Linked DNA regions of Homo sapiens: all the other regions are linked to region 2. Evidence: chromatin loops called from intact Hi-C (ENCODE). Cell type or tissue: heart left ventricle. All regions are shown on one strand. Each heading gives the region's core, and the rest is flanking DNA. Links, peaks and the distances in the headings are about the cores only.

The links. Hi-C counts contacts between places; a loop is a spot of excess contacts. Peaks named below come from ENCODE experiments on the same cell type or tissue, not always from the same donor. Only the 100,000 strongest peaks of a DNase experiment are listed, where the experiment ranks them.
Region 1: a loop joins it to region 2, with 2.8 times the contacts of the local background. A loop is called at or near these places in 28 of 110 quality-filtered maps.
Region 3: a loop joins it to region 2, with 2.9 times the contacts of the local background. A loop is called at or near these places in 19 of 110 quality-filtered maps.

The regions. Positions count from the first base shown.
Region 1 is chr15:98,515,298-98,522,997 of GRCh38, forward strand. No RefSeq gene overlaps it. Among named protein-coding and RNA genes, the nearest start is that of LINC02351, 98 kb to the left of the region's middle. In heart left ventricle, for the core only: a CTCF peak has its summit at 3,985 (motif pointing right); no DNase peak of the experiment used is centred there.
Region 2 is chr15:98,775,164-98,782,584 of GRCh38, forward strand. All of the region lies in intron 2 of IGF1R (insulin like growth factor 1 receptor), which reads left to right. LOC124903560 (a long non-coding RNA gene) reads right to left here. Exons shown (of 2, transcript XR_007064772.1): 1 at 1-7,421. Among named protein-coding and RNA genes, the nearest start is that of MIR4714, 5.6 kb to the right of the region's middle. RefSeq lists enhancers at 1,133-2,040, 2,041-2,947. In heart left ventricle, for the core only: a CTCF peak has its summit at 4,625 (motif pointing right); a DNase peak (open chromatin) is centred at 4,598; H3K27ac peaks cover 1,834 bases.
Region 3 is chr15:98,665,035-98,672,734 of GRCh38, forward strand. All of the region lies in intron 1 of IGF1R (insulin like growth factor 1 receptor), which reads left to right. Among named protein-coding and RNA genes, the nearest start is that of IRAIN, 18 kb to the left of the region's middle. RefSeq lists enhancers at 3,398-4,597, 4,248-4,973, 5,702-6,427. In heart left ventricle, for the core only: no CTCF peak of the experiment used is centred there; a DNase peak (open chromatin) is centred at 4,754; H3K4me3 peaks cover 172 bases; H3K27ac peaks cover 4,117 bases.

The DNA.
Region 1 (7,700 bases), core at 1,758-6,757, 260 kb before region 2:
TCTCACACACATCTCAGCCACCTCCAGCCCTGAAGCAATGAGGAGGCTTTGCCTGCATGCTGAAAACTCCCACACAGCTGGCTAAGCACACTTGAGTTTCACGTTTAGCAAACACAGAGGCCTTGAGGACGTGCAGAATAGCTTGCCCCAAAGATGTCACCTTGGGCTTTGTGACACGCACTATGCGGGGCATCCTCTGAGTACAGGTCCCAGACAGACATGCAGGTGACAGGCAAAGGTCTATGTCTAAGGAAGCTGGAAGCTGAAGGAGGCCCCCATTTGCAGATATAGTAAAAGATCCATAACCCCAAACTTTCACCAGATACCACATCATCGAAGGAGGGCGGACCAATAGCATTAGTCCGTTTTCATGCTGCTGATAAAGACATACCCAAGACTGACTAATTTATAAAGAAAAAGAGGTTTAATGGACTCACAGTTCCACATGGCTTGGGAGGCCTCACAATCATGGTAAAAGGCAAAAGGCCTGTCTTATATGGCAGCAGGCAAGAGAGAATGAGAGCCAACCAAAAGCGGAAACCCCTTACAAAACCATCAGATCAGCCAGGCAGAGTGGCTCACGCCTGTAATCCCAGCACTTTGGGAGGCCAAGGCAGTCAGGATCATTTGAGATCAGGAGTTCAAGACCAGCCTGACCAACATGGTGAAACCCCATCTCTACTAAAAATACAAAAAAAATTAGCCAGGCGTAGTGGCACACCCATAGTCCCAGCTACTCGGGAGGCTGAGGCAGGAGAGTCGCTTGGGCCTGGGAGGCAGAGGTTGCAGTGAGCTGAGATCACACCATTGCACTCCAGCCTGGGTGACAGAGCAAGACTATGTCAAAAAAAAAAAAAAAAAAAAAAAAAGGCTGGGCGCGCGGTGGCTCACGCCTGTAATCCCAGGACTTCAGGAGTCAAGGCAGTTGGATCATTTGAGGTCAGGAGTTCAAGACCAGGTTGGTCAACATAGTGAAACCCCATCTCTACTACAAACACAAAAATTAGCCAGGCGGTTGTGCCACATGCCTGTAATCCCAGCTACTTGGGAGGCTAAGGCAGGAGAATCGCTTGAGACCAGAAGGTGGAGGTTACGGTGAGCCAAGATCGTGATGCTGCACCTCAAGTCTGGGCAACAGGGTGAGACTCTGTCTCAAAAAAAAAAAAAAGAAAGAAAGAAAAAGAAATGCACACGTTCTCTGGGCCCTACAGGCCCAGTCTAGGCTCCCTGTCAGCCCTGGGACAGAGAAGCTCAACTCTGAGCACTTGTTTGTTATATGAGACAGAAACCAGTGTCTCTAATACTGAGATTGTCCCAGAGACTTCTCTGAAGTGCCCACATCCAAAGCCCTCTTTGTGGTCATCAAATGAAAAAGGTCAATGTGCTCTGGTACCAAGTCTGTTTTGAAAACCAAGAAAGGTATAAGAAAATTACAAAAGAACACATTGGCTGAGCTGGGCAGCCAGGTTGCTTGTTAAAAGTTGATAGCGGCCAGGCGCAGTGGCTCACGCCTGTAATCCCAACACTTTGGGAGGCCGAGGCGGGTGGATCACCTGAGGTCAGCAGTTCAAGACCAGGCTGCCCAACAAGGCAAAATCCCGACTCTACTGAAAATACAAAAAAAAAAAAAAAAAAAAAAATTAGCCGGGCATGGTGGCCAGCGCCTGTAATCCCAGCTGCTCGGGAGGCTGAGGCAGAGGAATCGCTTGAACCTGGGAGGCGGAGGTTGCAGTGAGCCGAGATAGTGCCACTGAACTCCAGCCTGGGTGACAAGAGCAAAACTTTGTTTCAAATAAGTTGACAGCAGGCCTCCACAGTTTTAGAGAATGATTTCTTAACAAATCTTGCAACCTATAAATGTCTTGGTCTTTGGCGTCACTTTAATGAAGAGTCCCCAAGCTGGCCCTCCCGAAAGGTGGTGTGCAACATGGTTCATCCACAAGCCAGCTGTTACGGGCCATTAAGCCCAAAATTTACAAAGCACTGGATCAACACAGAAAGACAGTTGAGTACAGTGGTTCATGCCTGTAATCCCAGCACTTTGGGAGACCTCAGTGATCACTTGAGCCCAAGGCTTTGAAAGCAACTTGGGCAACATAGTGAGACCCCATCTTTACAGATAATAAAATATTAGCTGGGCGTGGTGGCACATGCCTGTAGTACCAGCTACTTGGGAGGCTGAGGTGGGAGGATCGCTTGAGCCTGAGAGGTAGAGGCTGCAGTGGGCTGTGATCACACCACTTTACTCCAGGCTGGGCAACAGAGAGAGACCCTGCCTCAAAAAAAAAAAAAAGAAAGAAAAAGGAAAAGGAAAAGGAAAAGGAAAAGGTGCTTGTTATAAACCACATTATATTCAGAGAGTAATCTCACCCATGTTTTTTTTTTTTTTTTTGAGAGGGAGTCTCACTCTGTCGCCCAGGCTGGAGTGCAATGGTGCTATCTTGGCTCACTGCAGGCTCCGCCTCCCATCACCCATGTTTTAAGAAATGCAAAAATACAAAAGTCAAAAGCAAACACATCAAAATGCTCACAGCAGTTAACTATGGATGATTTTATTTTCTCCATCCTTTGTAACAGTTCCTAAATATTAAACGACGAGCATGTACTAGAAAAATTGATAAGTATTAATATTATTGTATCTTAAATGTGATAGGACAATTTCAAGACTGGAAAAGAGTTAATTATCAAAAGGAAATATTTTTAGGAGGACCAAAGTGAAATGACATGATGTATGTTCAAACCACTTCCTTATCTTTCTTTTTGTTTCGAAAAACTTCTCTGCATTCAAAAAGAAAAGTTAAACCTTCTTTTCTTCTTTAAGCAATGAGGAGGTCCAATATTACTCCAAATTAGACTATTTCAACATCCCGAGTGGCAGGAGACGGCTCCCATTTCTTTCTTTCTTTCTTTTTTTTTTTTTTTTTTTTGAGATAGAGTCTCTGTCTGTCGCCCAGGCTGGAGCGCAGTGGCGAGATCTCAGCTCATGGCAATCTCCACCTCCCATGTTCAAGCGATTCCCCTGCCTCAGCCTCCTGAGTAGCTGGGATTACAGGCACATGCCACCACACCCAGCTAATGTTTTGTATTTTTAGTAGAGCCGGGGTTTCACCATGTTGGCCAGGATGGTCTGGATCTCCTGACCTCGTGATCCACCCGCCTCAGCCTCCTAAAGTGCTGGGATTACAGGTGTGAGCCACCGCGCCCGGCCTCCCATTTCTTATTAACTACAAAAATAGTAAAATAGTAGGAAATCAAATGATTGTTTTCATGAAACTTTCTTTTTCTTTTTTTTTTTGAGACAGAGTTTCACTCTTGTTGCCCAGACTGGAGTGCAGTGGTGTGATCTCGGCTCACTGCAGCCTCCGCCTCCTGGGTTCCAGCAATTCTCCTGCCTCAGCCTCCAAAGTAGCTGGCATTACAGGCACCCACCACCACACCCGGCTAAATTTTTTTTTTTTTTAATTTTTAGTAAAGATGGGGTTTCACCATGTTGGCCAGGCTGGTCTCGAACTCCTGGCCTCAGGTGATCCGCCCGCCTCTGCCTCCCAAAATGCTGGGATTACAGGCGTGAGCCGCCGCACCCAGCCAAAACTTCCTTTTTTTAGAAAGGGAAAAAGGAAATAGGTATAAAGTCATTTCGCATTCCTATCACATTAAAACAACTTAATTTTAGTAGCTGTCTTATGCTGTCACTAATAACACTAAAATTCTTCACTCACTGAGTATTCTACATATTGGGGCGGGGTGAAAGTAATGTAATCCATAAATATGTGTGAAATACATGCAGATGATTGAAACTCCATCCTAAAGTACTTCAGGGCTAACTCTTGTAATTCTCCCCACTTCCGAGATGACCTAGCACCCCCACACTCCATGCAACTCTGCCCCTCACCACGCTGGCTCGCTAAGACAGCCGCTAGCCTTGACCGAGCTTTTAAAAGTCTTTTTGGCTTAATAGCCACTAGGGGGCGCTAGAAGCGTGTGAGGAAAGCGACCTCCATCTGCAGATCAAAAACGTGGAGGGTTTTGATCACAGATGAGCGCTGGATTCTTCAGGGAATGACTGCGAGCTAGCATCTCCAAAATCTCAAGGAAGCCACACAATAAACTGTACAAGTCATTGTTTTCATTAACTCAGGAACAACTTCAGTGCAGAGAAATAAAACCCTGTCTTTCTCAACCAACTTTGCCCACCAGATAACAATACCTGCTGTGAGTGAAATTGTATCCGTATAAAACAAGAAAACTTTGTCTCTTTCAACAGATCAGACTCAAATCTGAAAGAAAGGTAGCTGACATAGGTATTGACTAAAACTTACATATTCTTTTTACTTACTGCAGGGAGGGAAATAAAGATCTTAAAAGTAACACAATTTTAATATTTCACCCACAATCCTACTGTCCTAACAAATGGTTTTCATTTCTCTCTGTTACTTTTCAGTCCCTACTCAAAATGCATAGAATTGCATCAGTGCCAAAAATCAAAATTGATATAACTTCATTCCACATCACAAAGTTTTGGAACTGAATCAAACCTCGGAGATTGAAGACCAACCAATCCCCTCATTTACAAATGGGGAAACCGAGGTAGCTGGGCATAGCACACAGTATCTCACTTAATTCTCATAACAACACTATAAGATATGTGCTGTTATTGTCCCCAGTCTAGAGATGACAATACCGAGACCAGAGAGGTTAAGACACTTGCTCAAGGTCACACAGCTAGTAAGTTAGTGGTAGACATTCATACAGGCTTTCTGGCTCACTGCCTGGCAACTCTGGACGGACACTCTGGACTCCAGAATCCCAATGCAGGATTCATTCTGCCTCTGAGGGTGCACTTATTCTAATACTCACTCCAGAATGGTTTTTTTTTTAATCTATTATATTCTTTCAATAACATTCTACTCTGTAAATTAGATTTTACAGAGCTCTTCGCCAAGGAAGATCACGTATACCTTCTCCCCAGTGGGAAGACAGAAAACCTCAGCTGGGGCCCCAGCTCCTTCCCTAAGTGAGGCATGGTAAGCCAGAGCTGCTTCCTGTTGTGCGTCAGGATCATCTTCCAACACATCTACTGGATACATGCCTGCTGGGGTGAAAGAGGCAAGAAAGGACATTAGTTTTACTCTTTTGTGAAAGGAAAGTCACTTATTCCTTGAGGAGTTTTTTAAAAAGTGAACACTTGGGCCAGGCACAGTGGCTCACGCCTGTAATCCCAGCACACTGGGAGGTGGAGGCGGGAGGATCACGAGGTCCGGAGATCGAGACCATCCTGGCTAACATGGTGAAACCCCGTCTCTACTAAAAAATATACAAAAAATTAGCCGGGCTTTGTGGCGGGTGCCTGTAGTCCCAGCTACTCAGGAGGCTGAGGCAGGAGAATGGTGTGAACCCGGGAGGCGGAGCTTGCAGTGAGCCGAGATTGCGCCACTGCACTCCAGACTGGGCAACAGAGCGAGACTTCGTCCCCAAAAAAAAAAAAAAAAAAGTGAACACTTGCTCTAAAAATTATGTTCACCTATTTTTTTTTCTTTTTTTTAGAGACAGGGTCTGGCTATGTTGCCCAGGCTGGACTTGAACTCCTGGGCTCAAGTCATCCTCTGAAGTAGCTGGGACTATAGGCACATTGCACCTTGCCTGGCTCACCTATTTTTTTTAAAAATTAAAACAAACAAACAAACAAAAAGCAGCCCAGCAGAGGGTACCAAAGAAAATAGAAAACATTCCTGATGGCAGGGTTGGCCCCAACCCCAAGGAGATGAAGCGTGAGCCCTCTTAAGATGGCTGTAGAGTCAGCCTAGAGACCATGCAGACATGCTGGTACCCTGAGCATGAGACTAACGGGATAGAACTTGATGACTTGGTCAAAATCCAGCTTGAGTTATTATTTTGCTAGCTTACATTGGCCGTGCAGGTTCATAAGATTATGCCAATTCTTCTGCTTTAATTGGGCTAGTCTTTGTAAGACTCTGTAAGAACACTGCTAGTATGAATTATAAAACTACATGTCCACACACAGACGGGCTATCGTACATATTAATGTGCTGGTTATTCGTCAACTCTTCCTCTGCAGCTCTTTCCTCTCACCTTACTTTTGAAGGTAAATTATATCCTTGAATACTCAGATGATGGTTTTGTGTGTGTGACAGGTCTCATTCTGTCGCCCAGGCTGGAGTACAGTGGTGCGATCTTGGCTCACTGCAACCTCGGCCTCCGGGTTTCAAGCAATTCTTGTCCCGTAGCCTCCCAAGTAGCTGGGACGACAGACACGCACCACCATGCCTGGTTAGTTTTTGTATTTTTAGTAGAGCCAGGGTTTAACCATGTTGGCCAGGCTGGTCTTGAACTCCTGACCTCAAGTGATCCACCTGCCTCAGCCTCCCAAAGTGCTGGGATTACAGGCATGAGCCACCACACCCAGCCAGCTAAAACAAATAGATAGCATCCAACTTCAGCTGAGAAGCAGCAGTCTGTTTCCCACTCTGCAGAGACCAAAGATTCTGGCTGGCATGTCCCCAAGTGGGGAGGGGGCTGTATCCCCAATCTGTGGACCCCACCTCAGCCTCCAATTCACCTCTGAGCATCCCATAGGGGAAGGAGGCTGCCACAGCAACTGCCTCCTCCTCCTCCTCCTCCTCACCCCCGCCCCCCCAAGATAAGCCTGGACGTAAACACCTACTTGGTGCCCCTTGTGGAACAGCAGCTTCCCCTGCTTGTTTCGGAAGCACCATTCCCCCTGCCAATCACTATTCTGGAATCAAAGACTGCAATAAGTGGCAAAAAGTGTCAAGTCTTCAGTCCACCAAGTTTGCCTAGGAAGAATTTCACTGCTGGGAATAGCTCCTGGAGGGAAAGGCTCCTAACTTTGGGAGGATGTCAACAGCTTCAGTGGGCCAGAACTCAGCCTCTGCAGAAGCCTCACCTCCTTGTCCCCCACCTTCCAGGGTGAAAATGTCATGGGCATACAGAGTGGTAAATAAACAGCTGAGTAAACACATTCTTTCAGCCCCCTGGCCTGAACCTACAAGCCTTCCCTACGCCTTACTGGGCCCTCCAGGTGCACAGCTTAGGAGCCAAATGGATCCGCGATGGCACCCCAGTTCCTTCCTCAGGGACCATTCAGATCTGCCATAAACACCAAGCTGAGCCTGCACCCCCTCTCTCCCATCGTCCTGACACCACCTCTCTCCCATCGTCCTGATGTGCATCCCTTAGCTCAGGGCTGCAGCATCTTTTCTTTTTCTTTTTTTTCTCTCTCCCATCGTCCTGACATTCATCCCTTAGCTCAGGGCCACAGCATCTTTTCTTTTTCTTTTTTTTCTCTCTCCCATCGTCCTGACGTGCGTCCCTTAGCTCAGGGCCACAGCATCTTTTCTTTTTCTTTTTTTTCTCTCTCCCATCGTCCTGACATTCATCCCTTAGCTCAGGGCCACAGCATCTTTTCTTTTTCTTTTTTTTCTCTCTCCCATCGTCCTGACGTGCGTCCCTTAGCTCAGGGCCACAGCATCTTTTCTTTTTCTTTTTTTTCTCTCTCCCATCGTCCTGACATTCATCCCTTAGCTCAGGGCCACAGCATCTTTTCTTTTTCTTTTTTTTCTCTCTCCCATTGTCCTGACATGCATCCCTTAGCCCAGGGCCACAGCATCTTTTCTTTTTCTTTTTTTTAAGACAGGGTCTCACTCTGTCACCCAGGCTGG
Region 2 (7,421 bases), core at 2,422-7,421:
ATGACCCCCAGCTGGGTCAGGCCAAGTCCTCCCTGCTGTAGCAAGCGGGACCATTGCCTCGTTCCCCCCACCTCCACATGGAAGGTGCCTTTTGTGTCCTGCCCCATCTCTGTTTTAACAGTCACAAGACTGTAGGCAGATCTAAACTTGTTTGCACATTATTATCACCTGGGGAGCTTTGACGATTCCAAAGCCAGGCTGCCACCCCCACCTCTAGACCAACTGAATCACCATTTCCAGGGGTGGGACTGGGCATCCGTGTTTTCGAGGCTTCTGGGTGAGTACCTTGTGCAAACAAGTTCAGGGACCGTTGCCCTAGACACTGTTCTTCCCCTCATGTCTCAACCTGGGCCTCCTACCACTGCCACCACCACAGCTATGCCACCTGGGATGTGTCCCAAGCCCCCACTTGTCGGGGAAGCAGCTGGGGAGGGGTCTTTGGCCACCTCTGCAGCTATAAGGATCAGAGCAACACCTGGCTTCTGTGCCTGTGGCCCCTGCTGGTGCTGGGTCCCTGGTCCGCACTGAAGGATCCAGGCAGAGTACAGTGGGTCTCCCAGGTCAGAATCCCCTGGGTTGCTTGTTAAAGCTCACAGGGCTGGGCCCCACCCCAGGGTTTCCGATTCAGCAGGTCTCGGGCTGGTTGGATGATGAGAATTTGCATTTCTGTCAAGTTCCCATGTGATCCTTTTTGGGGTCTGGGACCACACTTTGAGAACCACTGGTCTATTAAACAAATCTTTGCAAATTAGGGAGGTGTGTTGTGGGAGGAAGAGACTGATAGTTGAAAGAATATTTGCCTAAATACAGTGCCTAGTATTTGCCAAGTACGCAGCCTTCTTTCTGGCTTTAATCATACAGACTTTCTCAATCACATGTAATTGCACATCCTTTAAGCAGCTTTTGACTGACTTTGGTTTTCTCTTTTGTGGTGATTTTCCTTAAACTCCCGAAGGGAGGGTGGAAGGGGCAAGAGAAATTTTTATTTATTTATTTTAATTTAATTATTTTTTATTATTTATTTTTTTATTTTTTTTTTGAGATGGAGTCTTACTCTGTCGCCCAGGCTGGAGTGCAGTGGTGTGATCTCAGGTCACTGCAACCTCCGCCTCCCGGGTTCCAGCAATTCTCCTGCCTCGGCCTTCTGAGTAACAGGGTCTATGGGCATGTGCCACCATGCCGGGCTAATTTTTTGTATTGGTAGTGGAGATGGGGTTTTGCCATGTTGGCCAGACTGGTCTTGAACTCCTGACCTCAGATGATCCACGCGCCTTGGCCTCCCAAAGTGCTGGGATTACAGGTGTGAGCCACTGCGCCCAGCCAGATTTTATTTCTTTAAAAAAGAAACTTACTAGTTATCAGGACACTTGTGTTCTTGGTACTTGATTTTGTCAGCATTATTTTTAAGAGCCTCTTCCCTCCTTCCCCCTACCTCCCTGTTGAGCCCAGGCTCTGAAATAACATAGGTGCATGTGAAGTTCCCCTACCTGCCATTACCAGACATTGGTGCTGGGCGGCCCTCACCTCCACCTCCTCTCACCTGAGGCCACAGCGGTGTGCAAGGATGTGGTCTGTCTTGAGTGTGTTTTCAAAGCAGCTGTTTGGTCTGTGCCTTGGATGTTTTTCCACAGATAAGCCCAAAAGAGAACCACATCTTAAAACGCCCGTGACCTTGAATGGTCTTTCCGGAGGGGCGGCTGGATTTGTGCTCTCATCGTCTCAGGTATGTGTCAAGCCACTGTTGTTTCAGAGCTGGACACAGGTGCTTAGGAAAATTCCTCACTGAAGGGTTTTCAGGATTTACAAGTTCTTGCTGTTTTTGTGACCTTGTGTGGTTTCTGGTTTCACAGAAGGCTTTGTTTCTTGGTTCTTGTTGCTGCTTTCAGCCTTGGCCTGTAATCACTGGGCGCCAGGGAGGGCTGCGGTCTGTTTCCCGGGGTGTGCTCAGATACCGTGTCAGTTCACATGTGTTGCTGCAGCGGCAGGGGGCCAGGCAGGAGGGGCGGGTGTCCTGAAGCACGCTCAATTTGCTGATCAGGGCCTTCACTTGGATTTTGCACTTGCCGCAGTGGAGACATTCCTCGTAGCTACTCAGTGTGGTTTGTTTTAAGTGGGCCATCCGTTAATTCATGTGACCTGGAACTTGGTTAATGTACTTGCCAAGGTTAAAGTTGAGACGCTGTTTGTTAAACCTTTCAAAGAGGGAAGAAGGTTGCCTTGAATTCAGTTCCAGGGTTTGGGAGTCTGAGAGGGAGGTGGTGAGGGGCCCGGGGAGGCCCTGAGAAACAAAATGCTGGTTAAGGACACAGTCTGCTCACCGACCTCGGAAGTCTCTAGACGTCTAAAGAAGTCCAAGCAAGGAATGATGACCGAAGAGGAACCTCAAGGGTGCAGGCGGCTCTGGGATCTCAGCACATCTCAGTGATGGAATGAGCTGCCGGGGAATGACCCCTGTGGGGGCTGTCCAAAGTCAGAGCAGACACAAACGTAGCTCTCCAGGCCCCATACCTTGGTGGGCAAGAGGGCAGCAAGTGCATCCTCACAGTTGATGGGGAGAGCAGCATTTCAGCCTGCAGAAAAGAGAACCACACAGATGTAAGATGAGGTCTGCACTCACTTGCCTGGTCATGCAGAGACGGAGCTGGGAGCAGCTGCATGACTTTTCAGAGAAGTGGCACACGTTTACTGTAAGGGTCCCAAATGTAGACCACTGCAGATCGTAAGGTCTAGATGGAGGGACCAATAGTAGGGAAGTAGGGGAGAAGAAAGTAAAACCTTACAGTATAAAGACCCATAGATGCTCTTTTGTTTTTGATGTGTGTACGGGGGTTAGATATTTATTGAGCACCTACTGCATGACAGAGTGTTCAGCAATGACAATGCAGAGCTTAATAAGAACAGGTTCTAGACTAATCTTTTAGGGGGTGAGGATAGAACAGAAATAGGTAATTATGTCCTGAGAACATGAGAGAGTGTTGGTGGACAGAACGGCGATGTATCCCCAAGGGCAACTGAAGCCTTCACAGAAGATGCAAAGCCTGTACGTGGTCCTCGGAGTCATGCCACATGGTGACTGGTTATCTTAGTCGTAGGAAAACTGAGAAGCTTTGAGGCATGTTCTATCTGTCTTTGTGGGCATCATCTTCATTATTTGAACAATTCAGAGTGCTTGATGCCTTTTGCTTCGTTCTCACAATCCTTGACACTAAGCTGTGGGCTTGGGTTATAGTCACTCATTCTGTTATTCATGTCATTTTGCCTATCCTTCCACTTCACAGATGAGAAGACTGAGACCCAGAGAGGGTCATGGTTTTCATTAGCCAAATGGTGCAGAAACCCAGTGGTCACAGTGGCTCTCTAGCTCTTTGTCACCCACAGGGCCCTTGATAAGAGTACGGTCTTTCTCCAGGGGAGCAGGGTTGAGGAGTGGGGGCAGCCCTGGCCTGGGTGGCCATATCCTGATTTCCCCTCCCTTGGCCCATAGCTCTCTATCTTGGGTGAGGTGAGAAAGTAAGGCTGCTCCTTGACTGTGGTCCCTTTTGTGTCTGTCCTGCACTGGGCCACCTTCCCAGGGGCCTTGTGTCAGCCTGGTAGTGGTGCTAGTGGCCTTGAAGTGAGAGTGGGTGGATCACACATGGCAGATCTCTGGCAGTGACCTTTTCTGTGGATTTCCGGTGACTGATGATAGCCTCTTTGGAAGTCAGCATATGCATAGCTCTCTGTCTTTTGAAAACAATGGAAAAACCCACCACCAGCCCCAAAACCAGCTGTCTTTCTTCTTATGAATAGATATCCATGAAAAGCAGAAGAGTAGTTTCTTGTAAGTACTCTGGGAGTGCATAATACATTTTAAATAAGATTAAAAATTATGTTTTATTCTTACTAGCATCACTGTCAGATAATTGAGCGTGAGAGCATTCAGTGCTGTGTGCTTGGTACGAAGTAGTAACATCAATTCAGTGTTCAGTACATCCACTTTGTTCCAGAACAATGTATTCAAGGTCGGTGTATTTTGGCTGTGCCACAGAGTTCTGGAAATTCCCAAGAGAATAAGTTTTCACCTGTTATATAATCCAGCACAAGTGACTGTGTAGCAGCAACCTCATGTTTCATGATGACTTTAAAATGCAATTGATTCTAAAATTTAGCTTTTAAAAATTTCGACTTCAGATTTTCTCTGAAGGTTTAAGGTAGGCTTCTCCTTTATTAATTTTTTCAAGAAATATTTAAGAACACTGCTCTGTGCTATGTACCATTCTAAGCACTTTACAGATACTAATTCATTTAATCCTCAGCCTGGTTAGGTAAGTACTGCTATTCCCACCGTACAGATGAGGAAACAGCCTCAGAGGAGTTAAAACAAGTTGCTCAGGTTACACCGTCAGCGGTTTGGACTACTTCAGTTTCAGATAATCACTGTGAAATTTTACTGTTTTGAGCTACACGTTTCAAAATCTTTTCTGATGCGGAACTATCATTAAATCATATAATCCGCTTCTCTGGAGTCAGAGGTTGACAACACATTAGCACTTGACTCGAGCCTCTCCCTGGAGGAGGACATTCCGTCTGCGGGGAGCCGAGTCCGAGGCTGGAGCAACTCTGGAACCACAGCCCTCCAGTAGAGGGCACACGAGAGCAGGCTATCTGTGGAGATAGCCTGTTGGCACAGGGGTGAAGATGACAGAGGCGAACCCAAGCAAAGAGAGTTAATTAGCAGAGTTTGCCCTCCAGGCTCGGAGGGCAAGTCAGCCTGGGGACCTGGAGTTAGTTCCCTTTTCAGCTGTGACCATTGAAGACATTCATCAAGTTCTCTGGCTCCGGGATGTCAGCTGTGGTAGTGACTTGCATGGGAGGTTATCCGACATACCTCACACACTTTAACTCCACCTCTTCAGAGTTTGTGGCCAAGAATGGAGCCAGGTGGCTATTTTTTTTTTTTAAATTTATGTAATAACAAACATTCGCATTTATTGAAAACTTAAAGTATAATAAAAAAATAAATAAAATAAAAAAAGAAAAAAGAAAACTTATTCCTGTGTCAGGCACTTTTCTAAGTGCTTTGCAGTGTATTGTCTCATTTAATAGTTGTTTAAATTAACAGAGTAGGCCGGGTGTGGTGGCTCACATCTGTAATCCCAGTACTTTGGGAGGCTGAGGCGGGTGGATCACCTGAGGTTGAGAGTTCAAGACCAGCCTGACAAACATGGAGAAACCTCATCTCTACTAAAAATACAAAATTAGCCACAGTGGTGGCGCATGCCTGTAATCCCAGCTACTCAGGAGGCTGAGGCAGGAGAATCGCTTGAACCCGGGAGGTGGAGGTTGTGGAGAGCCAAGATTGCATCATTGCACTCCAGCTTGGGCAAAAAGAATGAAACTCTGTCTCAAAAAAAAAAAAAAAAAAAAAAAAAAGAGAGAGAGAGTAAATAAAATTGTAAGGTGAATATGTTATCTACTTGATGGAATTTTTTAAACTACCTTGAAAAGTTTTATAGTTTCCTATTTACAGATGAAATTAACATACTAATTATAAATCATGCCTCACTATTCACTTTAGGCAGTCTATCTCCTTAAGGATCTCCTTACGGTTTAGATAGATAAGTGAATTGCTTAATGTTTTTGGAAGTAATAAAACTGCATTTCTTTTTAATTAAACAATCCAGATAACAAGAAGTAATTCTAATAGGAAACTTGTAGGATGTATTTACAGAAAATCTACACAATCTTACTGAACAATGTAGAAAAGAAGATTTACCAGCCTGGGCAACATGGCAAGCTTTGTCTCTTAAAAAACAAAACAAAACAAAATTTAGCCGGGAGTCGTGGCATACAATTGTCATGTCCACTTCTCAGGAGGCTGAGGTGGGAGGACTACTTGAGCCCAGGAGGTCAAGACTACAGTGAGCCACATTTGTGCCGCTGTACTCCAGCCTGGATGACAGAGCGAGACCCTGTTTCAAAATAAAGAAAAAGAGATTTAAATGAAGCGAAATGCCATTTTCTCTAGGTGAGAAACTGGAATATTATCAATGTCACTTCTTCCCAAATTGATTTATAATTTAAAAACAATTTTAGTACTTCTGCAGCTTGTTTGGAGCTTGATAAAATGATTGTAGAGTTTGTCTTGAAGCTTTAATAGTGAGGCAGGTTTAAAATTGGGGGCAAAAAAGAAATGGGTTTTAGGGTGTAGAAGGGACTTGCCTGATCACTTTTGCTAGAAATAAATGTCCCTCCAAATTAAATTACTAATGTCGCACATCAGATCGTATTTAAATCCATTAGAAGATTTTACTGTTCCATTAGAGCTACCCATAGCTGGTGAAGACTCTGCTTATAGTGGAACCTAGTTTCTCAGTTTTCCATTTATATTTATTTACCTGAGCTTTTTGTAAAGTAGTAAGTACTTGACTGAATTTCTGCTATTTATCAAATGCTTTTTGAATAGAAATAATGAGTTAATAACATTTAGCCTTTTTTGGTAAATAGTATAAACAAGATAGGGCAAATATGTAAACTACTTAGAACTTTATCTACCTTGCATATTTTGTACCTCTTATTTGCATATGCATGTCACATGCTCCTTATGTACCATGTGCTATTACTGTGCCGGGGTACTGGGGCTATATTGAGTCTATTTCCTGTCTTTGTAGACTTGATGGATAATTTGGACAGCATTGTGATATTCCAGGTTTAAGAGTCTTAAGGTTCAAGACTACATTAAATGTTAATGTAGTCCAACATTTCTTGAACTCTGAAATCCTCTGAGCATCTTTTCATGCACTGGCCTAAAATGTTTTCATAGCCCAGCAAAAGGCTGATTACTTATTTCCCTCCTATTGATTTTTTTTGAGATGGGGTCTTGCTGTGTTGCCCTGTCTGCTTGTGAACTCCTGACTCCGGTGATCCTCCTGCCTTGGTCTCCTGTTTATGTTTTAAATAGCATTTCTCAAACCTATTTGAGCAAATAACTTTCCTGTTAATATGTAGTATTCCTTGAAAGAATTGAATTTGTGAGTCCCTAATCTAGACACTTTTAAAGAAGAAACAAAACTCAGTAACACATTTGGATAAAAACCTGAATATGTCCATTTTGGGATGAAAGGAAGCAGCTTTGTTTACCATGTTGAATTAAGTGGAAAACATCTTATTTTAATCATGATTGATAGAAATCTAAATTTGTAAATTCTGATTTTTATGTTTTTTTTACAATGAAAATACATTTTAAATGTCACCATCCCCTTCCCCATGAAGTCTTCATTACAACTAATTTTGAAAATACTCTCTCATTTATTTATATTATATATGCATATGTTCTACTGTATAATTTTAAATACTTAAATGGGGTTATCTTTTTGCATTGTTCTGTATCTTTTTTCAGCTTAATAATTTACCTTGCTTATAATTATTGTCAGTGCTTGCGG
Region 3 (7,700 bases), core at 1,758-6,757, 110 kb before region 2:
GCAAGCTCCACCTCCCGGGTTCACGCCATTCTCCTGCCTCAGCCTCCCCAGCAGCTGGGACTACAGGCGTCCGCTGCCACACTAATTTTTGTATTTTTAGTAGAGATGGGGTTTCACCGTGTTAGCCAGGATGGTCTTGATCTCCTGACCTTGTGATCCGCCCACCTCGGCCTCCCAAAGTGCTGGGATTAAAGGCGTGAGCCACCGCGCCCGGCAGGAACCCAGCTTCATTTCTTGTAAAGAGAGTTTGACAAGCGCTCCACTGGGGATAGCAGCACAGCTTCCTCCTTTTCTGTCCCTGTCTCCCTCCTGACTCTGCATCTGCCTCCGTTTGAAGCATCCTCCTCCAGTAAGTGGGTCATTTGGATTCCAAGGCCCTTTTGAGGCCATGGTGATGGATCATTTGCGTTATCAATGTGAACTGTGGATGTCCCTTCGCCCTTCAGTCTCTTCCTTCTTCAAGGAGGGGGAGGTAATTGGGGGTCATGTGGCCTGGGGAAGAGCCTGGTCACGAGCATGAGGGATGTGAGTGGGACTATGTTTCCAGCCAAAATTTAGGGCACAGGATCTGAAAAACACTTAGATTAAGTATCTGCAACACAAATTAGGGTATTTTAAATTGAATGTGGAGAACCCTGAGAACCTGTGCCCTTTGTGCGTGGATGGCTGCTTGCAAGGATGAGCATCCCCAGCTGGAGCGGCCCATGGCTGCCAGAACAGGAGAAGGCTTCAGTCAGGTGGGAAGCCAGCTGCAGTGTGTTGCCTGATGCAGGATGGTGCGAGAAGGAGCTGCTCTCTTGCTCTGCTCCCTGGATCGCACAAGGTCTTCCTGAGACCAGAATTCAAGGTTAGTCCTGTTTAGGCAACTTGGTAGATGGACTTGAATGGTCTTGCTAAGCGAATATTGCCTATGGTGGTATTTGCAAGGAAAACAAAAGTGTTTTGAGCCCAGACTAACCAATTTAACAATGCTAGTAGGTAAGGATACTACTGTTTGCTTTCTGTGATGAGAGGTCTCTTAGGAGGAGGGGTTAATTCTTTTGATTTAAAACTTACTACTTGAGGCAAATAGGCACATGAAAAGATGTTGAAAGTCACTAGTCATTGGTGAAATGTAAGTCAGACCCACAATTGGTACTTCATACTCATTAGTATGGCTATTACCAAAAACACCAGATGATAGCAAGCATAGGCCAGGATGTGGAGATGTTGGAACCCTTGTGCCTTACTGGTGAGACTGTTAAAATGGCACAGCCTTTTTTTTTTTTAACAGGAAGATGATATGGTGCTTCCTCAATAAATTCATCATAGAATTGCCATATGATCCAGCAATTCCACTTTGGGGTATATGCCCAAAAAGAAGTGAAAGCAGGGGCTCGAACAGATATTTGTACACCCATGTTCATGGCAGCAAATAATTCAAAATAGCCAAAAAGTGAAAGCAACTCAAGGGTCCATCCATAGACGGGTGGATAAACAAAATGTGGTCTATCCATACAATGGAATATCATTGAGCCTTAAAAAGGAAGGAAATTCTATGATGTGCTACAATGTCTGTGAACCTTGAAGACACTCTGCGAAGTGAAAGAAGCCAGTCATGAAAGGACAAACAGTGCATAATTGTTACCCTTACGTGAGCTATGTAGAGTAGTCACATTCATAGAGACGGAAAGTAGAATGGTGAGGGGCGGTGAATAGAGGCTGGGGGGAGGGAGCAATGAGGAATTGGTGTTTAATGGGTACAGAGTTTCAGTTTGGGAACATGTAAAAGTTCTAGAGGTGGATGGTTACGGTGGTTGAGCAACATTGTGAATCAGTGTCAGTGAACTATACACTTAACAAGGGTTAAAATGTTAAATTCTTTGTTGTGTATATTTTACCACAATTTTAAAAAGCTTATTTCTCAATTGTTTATGCGAGTATATGTGTGGAATAGTTGGGGAGACAAATTCAAGGAGACCAGTCCTTGTCCATGGCGGTCCTAGGTACCACGGGATCACTGCGGGGGAACTGTGAGGTCAGGAGAGGCCTTGAAAAAAAACGCAGGTTTGAGCTGAGTCAGATGGAATGGGTCTGTTTTCTATATCAAGAGACAGTATTGCAGATAATTTTTTTCTTTCAAGGAAAGCAAGTCAGGAGTCAAACTCATGCCACCGTAGTCACAAATGAAATTTATTGCTAATCAGCCATGTGACGTGTAATTGCTTTTTCATTTTCTTATTTTTCCAGAAGAGAGATTTGTTTAGATGTTTGATTCCCTCACTGATTATGATTATACTGGAAGTTTTTCATTTGTTTTGACAGCTCAATTTTTTTTTTATTGTAAATGGACTGCCTCATTACAGAGGGGGGAGCCCTTGAAAGAAAGGGATTGACCTCTGCAGGCAAGAATCTGAGCATCCTAAAAGTAGAAAAGGGCTAGAGGCTTCGCCTTACAGGCCAGGAAGCTTGGAGGGACGCGCTGCTAGAGACCATGGCACGCATGCTGTGTGTCGAAGGCCAGGTCCGCCTGTCTGCCTCTCCAGCAGATACTCTCTGGGGCTATTTTTTTCTGCTTGGTTGTCATCCTTTGGTTTAACCAGGCGCCAGGGCTCAGGCCTGGACCTGCTGGATTCCAAAGAAGACTTCGAGGTGGCCGAGCTTGTCTGGCTTCCAGAGGAGCTTTCTCTGTCCCGCCCGGGGGAGTGGCTCACCTTGGTCTGAGACCAATGGGAGGAAGCCTGCTGCGGGCAACTGGTCTGTGCCTGGAAGTTGGACTTGCATTTTCTCTGGACCTCCAAAGCAAACCCGAATGACCACTCTCATCCTCCCCTTTTGCTTGTTTGTGTATGTGCTTGTTTTGCCTGGTCGTCAGGCAGGAGGTGGTGTCAGATGATGAGAGGTGTTGCTCGTCCCTGGGTTGGTTCTCTTACGGGGCTGTATGGATGTCTTAGCTCAGACTGCTGTGACAGGTTACTATAGACTGAGGGCTAAAACCACAGACTTATGTTTCTCACAGTTCTGGAGGCTGGAAGTCTGAGATCAAGGTGCCGACCAAATTTGGTTTCTGTTAAGGGTCCATTTCTTGGCTTGCAGATGACAAATGTCATGTGTCCTCACAGGGTGGAGAGAGCAAGGGGCTCTGGTCTCTTCCTCTTTATGTAAGGGCATTGTTGCCATTATGGGGGCTCTACCCTCAGGACCTCATCTAAACCTGATTACCTCCCTAAGGCCCCACCTTCAGATACCACTGAAGGTATCTGGGGGTTGGGGCTTCAGTATATGAATTGGAGGGGACACAGTCATGCAGTTCAGAACAGTGGAGCAGTGTGCCATAGTGAAGGGATCTCCAGACCAGGATTCTCTATGGAAGTTCTTGGCCAGGTCTGAGAGTTGGTTACAGATCATTAAAATTTACATGGAATCCAGTACTTGAAAGTACATGTCTTCAGGATGGCGCTGAGCACATTCGCCTCTGTAACCAAATGCCTGAAATGTGTAGTGCACCTTCTGAGCACCCCAGTGCTTTCCTTAAAGTGAATGCAGTTTGAGAGGAACTCAATTATTGAGAAATTTTATATGACCCCATTTCTCTCATTTTAGGACAGATAAGTTGCTTATTTTAAACTCTGCAGGAGCTACATAGAGGAAGTTATACTCCAGGAGAGCTTAAATTTCACTCTCTGAAAACTCTGTTCCATGTAAGTACATTCCTCCTCTCTCCCCTCCTCAGTGAGCACGTACCCATCAGATGTGTGGAATTCTATTAAAAGCAGCTCCTCGTGACCCTCCAGGGTCTGTTTTGTAAAGCTGACACCAGCATCAGTGAGTTGGAAGGGGCTGCCACAGAAGACAGACTTACTGCTGCAGCCCGCTTCAGAGCCCTCAGTAGTACTTTTTCCTCTCCCAGCAAATCCAGGAGGCTGGGAAGGTGATTGTTAATTGTTTATGAGCATTAACTGTTTACCAGTCATACTTACTATTTTAAATCTGACCCTGCCATTATGTTGTTTTGTTTCTGTTCACAGCTGAGCTTTAAGCTGGGTAGAATTTCGTGATGAGTCACTCCTATGACTGTAAAATCAGTATCGATCAAGCCTTCCTGTTCATCCTGTGAGCAGTTTAGAGACAGATGAGACAGGCTTATGGTTTCCACTGGCTCGGCTCCGTGCGTGTGCGGATTGGGCTTCCTGAGAGCCTGGTTAGCCCCTTTTATCTGCTCTCTGAAACCTGCGCAAGGGTGTTTAGCATGCACCTTGAAACCTCTGCTGCCTGAAGACAGTGTGCTTAAATGAAGGGTATACAAACCCATGTGAGGTTTTCTCTTCCCTTTTCCATGAACTCCACCCCAATTACCTGTTTGAATTTTGCATGCCAGTTATTTTCAGGGAACTAGTGACCCTTTTCTTGCCACCCTGGGCTTTGAATTGAAGGCCAGTGTGCCACCTTTTCTTTGGCTTTGTTAGAACGTTGCCCTCAGGGTCATATGTGCTGGCTGCTATGAATTCTTACTGCTTGATGGACAGAGAAAGGTGAGGGTTAGATATCTGGACAGGGCATGACAGGGCGGGTCATCGAGTAGGAACATTGGGACCTTTTGCTTCCAGGCTTGAGCAGTGGGTGAGAAACACTGTCTTCCCATTAGGGCAGTGGGTGAAACACTGACTTCCCTCCATCCTCTGGGCAGCCTTGTCAGGTGGGTGTGGAAGCTGAGGTGTGTCTGCCCCAGGCTGTGCAGTCAGCCCCGTGTTCTAGCTTCCCGTGCCGAACCTGGCCCTGGAGGCTGTCTGCCTGGCAAGGGGGCTGCACAAAGCTCGGAGGGGCATTTCTGGTGCTTGGTAGATGGTAGGCCTGCCCCCAGTGCACTGATAAGAGCATGGGCTGAGAGTGCCACTTGGATTCGGCTACAGTGGGCGGCAGAGTGGGGGTGACTGGTGTTGCTTTTACTCTAGAGCAGAGGAGGCAGATGAGGTAGATCGGGGCCCCAGGGATGCTGAGCTGAGCTGGGTAGAGAGAATTTGGTTTTGTAGGATTTGGAGACAGAGACAAATTTGGAGTGTTTGGATGTTCGGGGACCTGCAGGAGGTATGTGAGGTGTGTAAAATGCAGCCCCTGTTTTAAAAAGAGCTTACATTGTCTCTTGAGAAGATAAGGTGTGCCCAGCTGTGGAATGGAACCAGATGCTTTTATGAGTGAGGATGGAGTGAGCACACTGGGAAAGAGCCCTGGAATTGGAGGAAGAGATCATTTTGCCCAGAGGGATCTTGGAGGTCTCCTGGAGGAGGGTACTTAGATGATCAGAAGGATTATACTAGACTTGATGGGGTGGTCTTGGCATCAGAACTTTAAAAATGTATTTTGGGGCTGGAAGCAAGGCTGGAGAGGAAGGTTTGTTTAAGTTGTAGTGGGGGATGAGGCTGGGGGCAAATCAGGGATGGTTTTCCAGGTCTGTAAAGGCTGGGGTAAGAGGAATGGTTGGTTCTTAAGAGCAAAAAAAATCCCTTACATATTGGTTCTCTTATTTGTGCTAAGTTAAATACATGGGAGGCTACTGGTGTTTATGAAATAACCCTGAGCCTTTTTGGGGAGGTAGTAGTGGATGTCTGATGGAAGAGATAGAAGACTGGTCCCAGGGGTTCTTAGTGGCACCTTCCTCTCAGGTCATCACTGTGCTTTTGCACATTGCAGTTATATTTGACTACATTTGATTATGGCAGATTTACTTAGAAGGGCACTGGAAAAAAGCCTCCCAAATTACAACTGACACAGGAAATGACTTTATTTTCTTCTATTTTTTTTCTTTGCTTTTCTCCCCCAATCAACATACATTTTTAAACCTGTCATCTCACATGACCTGCCGGTAGAATTGATATGTTTAATTTCTGTAGAAAATAACTGGAAATATTTCACAAGCTCCAGTAGCTTCCTGTTGTAGGGACCCTTAGGACTTTGGAATGAGAAGTTTTCTATTGAGTTGTCATATTTGGAAGGATAAAGGTGCCCTCTTTTCCCTCGATCCACATAGTAGACTCCTGTGTGCGGGCATTTGTTTGGTGTCTCACGTTGATGCAAATGCAGCCATTGCAGAGTGAGCCCCGCTCTGTTACTGGATCTCCATTTGCTCAAAAGAGAGCAGTGTCCCCCTCCAAATCTGCATGTCTGAAAGCATTCATGCAGGTTCATTGCATGGGTCTTTGCATTTTACTTAGACTTAGCAAAAATCAGGTATAGTCTTTCCTGAAAACAAAAGTGACCATTGTTTTTAATCAACTGCAGGGTGTTTGGAGTTGTGAAATATTTAGGGTCCCGAGTCCATTCCAGATTCAACATTGGGAAAGAATGAGAAAGCTGAAGCCTGGGGCAGGCTCTGTCTGCAGAAACCATGGGCTATCACCCCCTCTCCTTAGCAGCATTGTAAACAAACGTCATTTGTAAGGAGCATGTCCCAACTGAGCTTGTAATTATAGGGGCAAGATTTGTGTGGTGGTAGGGGCATGGAGCTGGAGACTGGGGGCTTCCTTATTGGTTCATTTATCCTGGCCCTTCTCTTTTCTCTCAAGTCTCAGCTCTTTTAAGATTCAGAAAATAATGCAAAATGCCTAAGATTTCTGAAATTCCTGGCTTCAGAGACTTGACTACATAAAAGAGCCAGGATTTTCAGGCTGGCCATTTCAGGATCAGCCATTTCCCACTTCCTGATTCATAGCTTCCAGGATTTGTAATGCCTGTAGACTTTTTTCTCTTTTGCTTAAAAGTGGCCATTGAAAGAAAAAATAAATAGCAAAATCCCCATCCCAGAAGTTCTACTTCCTGTTGTTGTACTATTGAGCTCTGAAAAACAGCTTTGTAAGTTTAGGCTCTTGTTTGGACTATTTCAGTGGAATTCTTGAGATCTTTTTGTTTGGACAGGCAAGTATGAAGGCGATAAGTCGAAAGAACTACAGCTTACTCAGCACAGAAATGCAGAGGCTCAAATTTAAGTTCTTCCTTAGCTTTATGGTGTGTATATTAATATAATCCAAGCAATAGTGAGTTGCTTAGCCAGGGTGCACAGACATTTTCCACAATGCCAGTTGTTTCCCTCATAATGTTTAATGTTTATTTTTAAAGGACATATTTGGGCACACGTTTCATTTTTGCCTGTAAAAGAATTGGGAATATTTATGATTCTTGCAACAAAGGAGAAGGATCCAAAGTAACCAAGAAAATGATGGACTGGCAGCCTTCACATTTTCCCACAACTCTTTTCATGAAATAAAATGTAGATAAGGCTGGGTGCCATGGCTCACGCCTGTAATCCCAGCACTTTGGGAGGCCGAGGCGGGCGGATCACCTGTGGTCGGGAGTTTGAGACCAGCCTGGCGAGCACGGCGAAACCCCGTCTCTACGAAAAATACAATACAAAAATTAGCCGCGTGTGGTGGTGTGCGCCTGTAGTCCCAGCTACTCGGGAGGCTGAGGTGGGAGAATCACTTGAACCTGGGAGGCAGAGGTTGCAGCGAGACAAGATGGCGCCATTGCACTCCAGCCTGAGTGACAGAGCAAGACTCCATCTCAAAAAAAAAAAAAAAAAAAAAGTGTAGGTTAGCAAAAGTGCCTACAGTTCAAATGCTTCCATGCTAAACGTTGTATTTCTTCCGGTCTCATTTGTGATGAGAGTCATAAGATTTTGAGAAATACAAAAACCTTTCCAGCTTTATAGGATGATAATGGCTTGGCCA